2 separate regions of the Homo sapiens genome follow, and region 2 is linked to region 1. The links are chromatin contacts, found by Hi-C or POLR2A ChIA-PET in ENCODE. All regions are on one chromosome and are shown on one strand. The core of a region is the stretch at or near the end of the contact, and the rest is flanking DNA. Distances in the headings are between cores, read along the strand shown. Region 1 holds the start of TENT5B (terminal nucleotidyltransferase 5B). Region 2 holds the start of GPR3 (G protein-coupled receptor 3).

Region 1 (4,425 bases), core at 536-3,035:
CTGGGGCCCCAGGAATGACTTGACTGTCCCGGGGATTAAAGCCTCGACTGGTTTCCTAATCACCCAGGTGACAGCGAGCAGCCGAGGAATGCCTCGGCGAACTCCACTGGGCCGCGTGTGAGTCAGCCAAGGAGAATCTGCCCCCGCCCCCTCCAGTTCCTAGTTCCTTGGGAGGGTGGGGGAGGTAATCCCCCAGCAGGCAACCCTCCCCCTCTGTGGGAAGCCAAGGTAGTAGGAGGCAGGGGAAAGGCCTACTTCATCCAAAGGAAGCCATCAGTTGGCAGGAACGCACAGGAGTCCTCGCTGGGTTTCTTGGTTTCTTTTATCAAAGGACCCTCCCTAACACCTAGAAGTTGACCTTGGGAGCCGGGGAAGGGGTGGGAAAACATTGAACCTACTGTAATCTGCTCCTGGGAAGACCCAAAATTCCCTAGGTTTGATTTTCACCTCATTAAGTAATCTTGGGTGGCAAACTGCCCCAGCTATAAAATGGGTACAATAATGACCACACTGTGGTATTTCAGAACATGACAGCGTCTGGGCTGTACAGATGAAAAAGCAGTCTTGGGGTCGTTGAGGTTCAGATAAAGGGAAGAGTTGGAGGAGGGAGGGGCTGTCAGAATTCTCTTCTCCCTTTCCTCAGGAGAGAGAGGACGTGGGGCCTGAGGCCTGGGTTGGCCTTCATTTCCAATCTTGGGAAGGAGAAGAAACACCTAAATTGGTCACTTAATGTTGCCCTTGGGGGTGGGGTATCAGGTCTGACCTTCGGCTTAATAAATATTGGGCCACAACCCCAGCTGAGAGAGAGGGAGTCCCTGACAAGTTTTCTTGGCTTTTCCACGGGGTGGAGGGGGAAGGGGGGGTTTCTCCAGCAAAAGGCTGTAGGAGCACAATGGCAGAGGCTGCTCCTAGAACCTCGAGAGAGGAAAGGAGGGTGAGGTCCAGGGATGCCCAGATAGGGAAGGAAAAGCTATTTTGGACTCAAGCATGCACACTTACCCACCCAGGGCCACCTGGCGTCTTTTGTCCTTGCAGGCAGAGACAAATTCTTCCCCCAATGCCCTTGACATCCTCCTCCCCTCTCCCAGCCAGGCCCTGGGTGAGTGATCCGTGGGGAATCAGGGTTCTCCAAGAGTCGAGATGGAAAAGCCAGGTGGGGAAGGATTAGTAGATGCAGGGGGAGGTCTGGTCTACCATTCATAATGCTGTGCAATTGTTACAGCCATGTCCCCGTTCCTCAGTTTCCCTAGCTGTCTAGAAAGTCAAACAGACTACAAATGCCTTCCAGCCACGAGAGCCTCAGAAGGGATTCCCCCACATCCCCCGCCTGGCGTCCTCTCACCTGCACGATCTGCCGGGGCTGCACGCTCAGCGTGGGGAAGTTGCCGCGCCCGTGAATGGGAATCGGCTCGCTCAGAAGAGCGTCCAGTCGCTTCACCTGTGGCCAGCTCAGCCCACTCAGGTGCCGTCCGGGGAAGGCCGATAAGGCCTCCGGGTCGGGGCCGCCGCCTGCCGGGGCTGCCGTGGCCACCGCCGTGGCCGCAGCCGTCCCCACCTGAGCAGCCGCCCGGTCCCTGCGCTCAGCTCCGCTCTCCGACGGCATCATCCGCCCGGCCCCCGGGCCCCGACGGCAGAAACCGTGGGGGTGGTTAAGGGGAGGAGGACAGGGAGAGCGGCTGGGCAGGGGCCAAGGCGGGGGGCACGAAGGCAGGGACGGGGCGGCAACGACGGCGAGACAAAGCCAGGGAACACCTCAGACGGCGACGACTAACCGACCCTAGCGCCTGCAGCCCGCGGCCCAGCGGACTCTTATAGGCCGCGGGCGACGTGCCCATTGGTCCGGGCCGCTGCCAACAGCGAGAGCCGCCCCGCCTCTGAACGCTCCGGACACTGGTCTGTAGAGCTTTGCACGTGAGTCACTGTTCTCTAGGGAGATTCCGATTGGCTAGAGGGCACGCCCCTGCCCCGCCCTCCTTCTCAGGCTGAATTCCCTCCTTTGGTCCTTAAAGAACTTCTGTTCACTGTGATTGGCCCGGGCCTGGACTTAAAGGGACAGCGCCCACCCCGCCCCGCCAGGGTCAGGAGGGAGGGAAGTGACCTGCGGAGTTTGTAGCAGAGTCAGACCACTGAGAAATTCCAGGTTTCTGTTTTTTTTTTTTAGCGCTGGAAGAAATTGAGAAGTCACCTAGCCTTGTCCTGCTATTTTCAGAAGCCCAAAGAGATTGAGCCACGTGATCAACTCTGCACAGCACTGCTCATGCTCTGGCAGTTTTCCAGAGCCTAGGAAAGGTATAATAAACAACTCTGGGCCCGGCGCGGTGGCTCACGCCTGTAATCCCAGCACTTTGGGAGGCCGAGGTGGGCGGATGACAAGGTCAGGAGATCGAGACCATCCTGGCTAACACGGTGAAACCCCGTCTTTACTAAAAATACAAAAAATTAGCCGGGTGTGTGGCGGGCGCCTGTAGTCCCAGCTACTCGGGAGGCTGAGGCAGGAGAATGGCGTGAACCCGGGAGGCGGAGCTTGCAGTGAGCCGAGATTGCGCCACTGCACCCCAGCCTGGGCGACAGAGCGAGACTCCGCCTCAAAAAAAAAAAAATTAATAATAATAATAAACTCTGCATACCAAGGTAAAGGCCTTTTTTTTTTTTTTTTTTTTTTTTTTTCTCGAGACAGAGTCTCGCTTTGTCACCCAGGCTGGAGTGTAGTGGCGCGATCTTGGCTTACCGCAAGCTCCGCCTCCCGGGTTCAAGCAATTCTCCTGCCTCAGCCTCCCGATTAGCTGGGATTACAGGCATGCGCCACCAAGCCCGGCTAATTTTTTTGTGTTTTTAGTAGACACGGGGGTTTCACCATATTGGCCAGGCTGGTCTTGAACTCCTGACCTTGTGATCCACCCACCTCGACCCCCAAAGTGCTGGGATTACAGGCGTGAGCCACTGTGCCCGGCCCTAAAGTAAAGGCTTTCTAAGACACTGTTGATTGGCCTCGCAAACCACAGCATGATGAGCGTTGATGTACAGCATAGCCAATTTAGGGAAGGAGAGATCTGCTCAGAGAGGCTTTGTGATTACCCGACTGTCACACAGCAAACTAGTAAGGCCCTGGTCCTCAACCAGGGCTATAGAATCTGTGGTGCATGTTTTTTCCACTGTACCTATGCAGACCCAGCTCCTTTCTGGAGCTAGAGAACGAATAATGTGTTTACATGTTTTTCTGCAGGTCTAGACAAAACATAATTTAAAAAAAATATGTTTACATGTTTTGCTCTCACACTTTACAGGACCTAGGGGATGAGGCTTATGATTGTCGTTACTTTTATTTTTTATTTTTATCTATTTATTTATTTTTTGAGAGAGGGTCTCACTCTGTTGCCTGGACTGGAGTTGACTGTCATGATCATGGCTCACCACAGCCTCAACCACCCTGGCTCAAGCAATCCTCCCAATCCCAGCCTCCTGAGTAGCTAGGACTACAGGCACACGCCACAGCACCCAGCTAATTTTTCTGTTTTTTTTTTTTTTTTTGTAGAGATAAGGGTCTGGCCATGTTGCCCAGGCTGGTCTTGAACTCCTGGGCTCAAGTGATCTGCCCACTTCAGCCTCCTGAAGTGCAGGGATTACAGGTGTCAACTACTGTGCCTGGCCTGTTATTACTTTTATTTTTCCCCAACCTCACCTGTTGCTTTTAATTTTTTTTTCTGATTTTAAACATGTGCTGTAGCAAAAATTCAGAAATTGAGTCTATCTGATTCATTGCTGCAATTTTTTTTCTTAAATATTGTTCTCCTGACCAGGCACGGTGGCTCACGCCTGTAATCCCAGCACTTTGGGAGGCTGAGGCAGGCAGATCACCTGAGGTCAAGAGTTTGAGACCAGCCTGGCTAACATGGTGAAACCCCATTTCTACTAAAAATACAAAAAATTAGCTGGGCGTGGTGGTAGGCACCTGTAGCACCTGTATTCCCAACTACTCGGGAGGCTGAGGCAGGAGAATCGCTTGAACCTGGGAGGCGGAGATTGCAGTGAGCCGAGATCTGTGCCATTGCACTCCAGCCTAGGCAACAATAGTTATACTCTCTCTCTCTCAAAAAAAAGTTCTCCTAACAATATATTAAATTAAATTTCATTCTCGTAATATTCTCCCATTCGCCTGTCAGGCAGGTTGGGAAGGAGTAATACACCAAATTTACAGGAGAAATCATGACCTAGAAACAGTAAACTACATCCCAATGCCATCAGGTTGACTCTGACAGACCTGGAACTAAAACCCAGGAGCCTGACTCTCACAACAGAGCAGCCACTTCCTCTTTCTGGAGGCGAGCCCAGGCAAGAGGCTGCCCATCTCGCTTCACTCCATCTTGTCTAGGATCAGGGGCTTCCTCTGGCCCTCAGGGAGGGGACACACTACTTGTGCTACTGCTT
Region 2 (4,425 bases), core at 1,173-3,672, 380 kb after region 1:
TACGAAAACTTAAAAAATATATAATTGCCATTCAGAGTAGTAGAAGATAGTCCCTGATACCCCCCTTTGATGCCAACCTCCCAGCAGCCTTCACCCATCGCAGAGACCAGAACTCTGTAGGGACCCAGCTCTGATGGGGGAGTAAATGGATCCCTGACCCTGAGTCTTGGGGCCCTGATGCCCTTGGATCCTCTCTCTGACACCCCCACCTTCCTGGGCACCAGGCATATTACTATTCTCTCTGTTTTCCTTTTTTCCTCTGGTTGTTCCCTTTTAGGTCAATCATCCAGTCCATGATTATTTCTTCAATACCCATTACATATCAGGCACTGTTCTCTAGCAGAAATGGGACATAGTCAGTATCCTCTTGGAGCTTAGATTCTAGTGGGGCTGACATGTAGTAAAACAAACAAACATGAATTCATTTATAATTTCAAGAGTGCTTCATCCTCCAAAAATGAATAAATCAAGAGAAGGGGAGGGAGAGTGATGGGGAGGCCAGTGGCGATCTGAGAGTTCAGAGCAGCCTGTTTCAGAAGTAATTCGGGAGCAGAGACCTGGATGAAGAGAAGGGTTGTTGTCAGAGGGGTCAGGTGCAAGAGCCCAGGAGGAGGAGCCCCTGAAGCCACTCCTCACTCTCTGCTCCCGCCCCTGGGTGACATTATTTACCCCTAAAACATCAGTTGCCACCTGCATGCCTACACCTCCCAGGTGTCCCTCATTATCCAGCTGTAACATTGATGGCCAATGGCAAGTAGAACCCACTCAACAACCCCATGAGGCCGGTACTAATATTATCCCTGTGTTTTAGATGAGGAAATAGGCACAGAGAGCTGAAGAAACTCTCCAAAGTCACCCAGCTAGGAAATGGAGAAACTGAGATTGGACACTTCCACCCCCTAAGCCCCCTAAACTCACCACATCCAACCTGAAATGAATCCTCTTCTCCAGCTCCGACCCCCTCCTCCTCCCATGTTCCCTGCCACTTGACCTTCTGCTGCCTCACACTCAAACCCAAAACCTGCCTGGTGGAGGCTGACCATGGGGGCTGCAGTGATGGTGCTGTGATGGGGGTGTCCAGTGGGGCCTGGGATCCTCAGGCCTCTTAACCTCATCTTCCCCTCCCACAGGCCTGCATGATTCCAGGGAGCATCAAGGCAAGAGACACAGGGAGAAGGAGCAGCCAGTCCCCCTGCCGCAGGACTGGCCACATCTGTCACATCTGGAGAAGTCTGCCCAGAGTGGTTCCCCTGGACTAAGGGCAGATGGCGTTGGGGAAGAGGGAGCTCTTTCTCCTTGCTCCACCCATCAGGATGCCTAAAATAGGAGGCTGAGAGGGGCCTGCCCTGAGGACTGAGCTGCCAGGCTTTCTGCTTCCAAGTTCTTCCCGGCTCCCCATCTCCTCCTGCTTCAGGGAAGTGCACCCCTCACCCCCTCCACGCTGGCTTTCTAGATACTGGAATAAATAATTCAGGTTTTGAAATCTTGCCAGGCCCACCCCTCCGGTGCTGTGAGGGCGCTATTGGGCTGACATGAGTGACGTCACCCAGCTCTTATCCCAGCCCCGGCATCACGGGACTTGCCCTGGCAGCAACTTACCTGCCTGGTCACTGTCAGTCCAGACCCTCTACCCTGTGCCCCTCACCCTGGAGCCCACTCACCACAGCCACCTGCTATCTTCGTTCCAGGGCCCCACAGTCCTCATGGCTTAGCATTGTCGCTTCAGTACCCCAGCCATTCTGACAGGGTAATGGTGACCTGAAGTCACCTGGACACTCCATGTTCCCAGGCCGCTGCCTCTGCCATCCCGGGGTCCCTGAACTCCCCCCTGCTGCATAGTCACCCTGACACTGCCATGGTTGCCCTGAGGGCTTCCCCTCTACCGTTAGCGTCCCACGGCCATCACCCCCCACCCCAAGATTCTGTCACCATGCTAATGTCGTCACTGCCACCCACCTCCCCGCTCCCTCGTGCTCCCTGTCATCGTCACCTCAGGGCCCCATCATCTTGGAAACCCTGTCATTCTCACCAGGGAAGCCCAACCAGCCCCATCACAAGCTCTTCCTTCGTCACCTGGATCTCGTCAGCCTCTCTGCCACCCAAGGGTCCCATCACCCCACAGCCTAGCCGGGCCCCCTTTCCACTCTTCCACCACGTTCCCTGCAGCCTCTCTGAGACTTCAAGGCTCTCGCACCGGCGCCTCTGAAACCCCCGGCCCGCAGAGGGCGCCGCGTCAAGGACAGCGCGGGCGGACTCGGGAGGGGGCGGGGCCGCAGCCACGGTCGCTTTTTATGAATGGGGGAGCGGGCGGTGCGAGGCCTTATTACTATGCCGCGCAACGCGCGCTGCGCCCCAGCGCGCCGCGCCCATTGGCTGATCGGACCGCTGACGTCACCGAACCGGTGGCCGGGGGCGGGGCGGGGTGACTCACGCCGCTTCTCCCGCGGCCGCGGGGGCTTCTCGGGGTCCACGCACGCCCTGCGCCGCCAGGACCCGAGCGGAGCCTCCCCGCGGCCCGGCCGCGCCTGGTCCTGAGCGGTGAGTAGCGGGCCCCGCCGCGGGCACCAGGGGTCCTGAAGGGCACGCAGGATGCTGGGGCACTGGGCCGGCGGAAGGCTCCTAGTGGCCGGCCGGGGTTCGAGTTCGAGGTGGGAATTCTGGGTTTAGGCGATTCTGGGTTAGCAGGCTTGGGCCCAAGTGCTCGAGTGCTGGGGTTGAGTTGGATGACCCGGCGAAGGGTAAGCATTCCTGCAGGGACCCGAGGCCCTGGAGGGACTGATGGTCATCTGAGGTTAAGCCGGCAGGAGGCGTCTGGGGCAGGGACCCAGGGGTCCGAACAGCAGGAGGTGTCCAATTTAGGAATCCAGGTATCCAGGCAGGAGGCAGAGTCAGGCCCAAAATCCAGGTGTCCGGGCAGAAGGAGGCATCTGACTCAGGGATCCAGTCTTCCAGCAGGGGGGTCTGCCCAGAGACCTAGAGATTCAGGCGGAAAGAAGGGTCCAGCCAGGAACAGAAGTCTGGGAGGGTGGGGGGTGGGGGGCTGAGTTCCCAGGTGTTACCGCGGGAGTGCGGGGTGATGGCTGGCGGGAGCTTCACGCGCATTCCCTGGGGGCGGAGTCTAAGGCTGGCAGTACTGAAAATCGTGAGGGGTCTGGGAGCCTCAGGCACGAGCTAGCATCATCATCTCTGATGGGAGGGAGCGGAGCTGCTCAGTCTCCCTGATGGGGTAGATGTTTCCCTACCCCAATCTTGAGCCTTCGGGGGCATCCCCTGGATCCTATGGCCCTCTTCCACTTATAGTACCCCTTCTTCTGTCTCTCCTCTGGTCACACACGTGGGAAAAAGAGACCTGCAGGACCTAGGACAGGGATCCCCAGGAAGAGACCCCTGTTTAGAGGCCTGGGGGCATTGGAGGGGACAGCGGTATCCTGGGAAGAGCCCCAGGGCATGAATGTGGGGATAAGGCATTGGGACCCTATCAGGTATCCTGAGGAGAGACTCCCACCACGTATCCTGAGAAGCACCTCACCCCCTCCAGACCCCAACTCCCATCACCCAGCTTGGTCAGCTTCTCACAAGGCCTTTCTCCTGCAGGTACCATGATGTGGGGTGCAGGCAGCCCTCTGGCCTGGCTCTCAGCTGGCTCAGGCAACGTGAATGTAAGCAGCGTGGGCCCAGCAGAGGGGCCCACAGGTCCAGCCGCACCACTGCCCTCGCCTAAGGCCTGGGATGTGGTGCTCTGCATCTCAGGCACCCTGGTGTCCTGCGAGAATGCGCTAGTGGTGGCCATCATCGTGGGCACTCCTGCCTTCCGTGCCCCCATGTTCCTGCTGGTGGGCAGCCTGGCCGTGGCAGACCTGCTGGCAGGCCTGGGCCTGGTCCTGCACTTTGCTGCTGTCTTCTGCATCGGCTCAGCGGAGATGAGCCTGGTGCTGGTTGGCGTGCTGGCAATGGCCTTTACCGCCAGCATCGGCAGTCTACTGGCCATCACTGTCGACCGCTACCTTTCTCTGTACAATGCCCTCACCTACTATTCAGAGACAACAGTGACACGGACCTATGTGATGCTGGCCTTAGTGTGGGGAGGTGCCCTGGGCCTGGGGCTGCTGCCTGTGCTGGCCTGGAACTGCCTGGATGGCCTGACCACATGTGGCGTGGTTTATCCACTCTCCAAGAACCATCTGGTAGTTCTGGCCATTGCCTTCTTCATGGTGTTTGGCATCATGCTGCAGCTCTACGCCCAAATCTGCCGCATCGTCTGCCGCCATGCCCAGCAGATTGCCCTTCAGCGGCACCTGCTGCCTGCCTCCCACTATGTGGCCACCCGCAAGGGCATTGCCACACTGGCCGTGGTGCTTGGAGCCTTTGCCGCCTGCTGGTTGCCCTTCACTGTCTACTGCCTGCTGGGTGATGCCCACTCTCCAC

The links. Hi-C counts contacts between places; a loop is a spot of excess contacts on that map. ChIA-PET counts read pairs that join two places held with the same protein, here RNA polymerase II (POLR2A). Pooled maps may share reads with other maps.
Region 2: a loop to region 1 is called in a pooled map, with 2.0 times the contacts of the local background. The contact joins the promoter of GPR3 here to the promoter of TENT5B in region 1. A Hi-C loop is called at or near these places in 1 of 50 pooled maps. POLR2A ChIA-PET finds 5 or more read pairs at or near these places in 2 of 52 experiments (HCT116 and WTC11).

What each region holds. Positions count from the first base shown.
Region 1 is chr1:27,011,065-27,015,489 of GRCh38, forward strand. It overlaps TENT5B (terminal nucleotidyltransferase 5B), which reads right to left and starts at 1,786. Exons shown (of 2, transcript NM_052943.4): 1 at 1,343-1,786. The coding sequence starts at 1,606. RefSeq lists enhancers at 1,032-1,685, 1,686-2,340.
Region 2 is chr1:27,390,200-27,394,624 of GRCh38, forward strand. It overlaps GPR3 (G protein-coupled receptor 3), which reads left to right and starts at 2,423. Exons shown (of 2, transcript NM_005281.4): 1 at 2,423-2,538; 2 at 3,595-4,425. The coding sequence starts at 3,600. RefSeq lists enhancers at 1,039-1,575, 1,576-2,112, 2,650-3,185, 4,014-4,425 and a silencer at 2,127-2,626.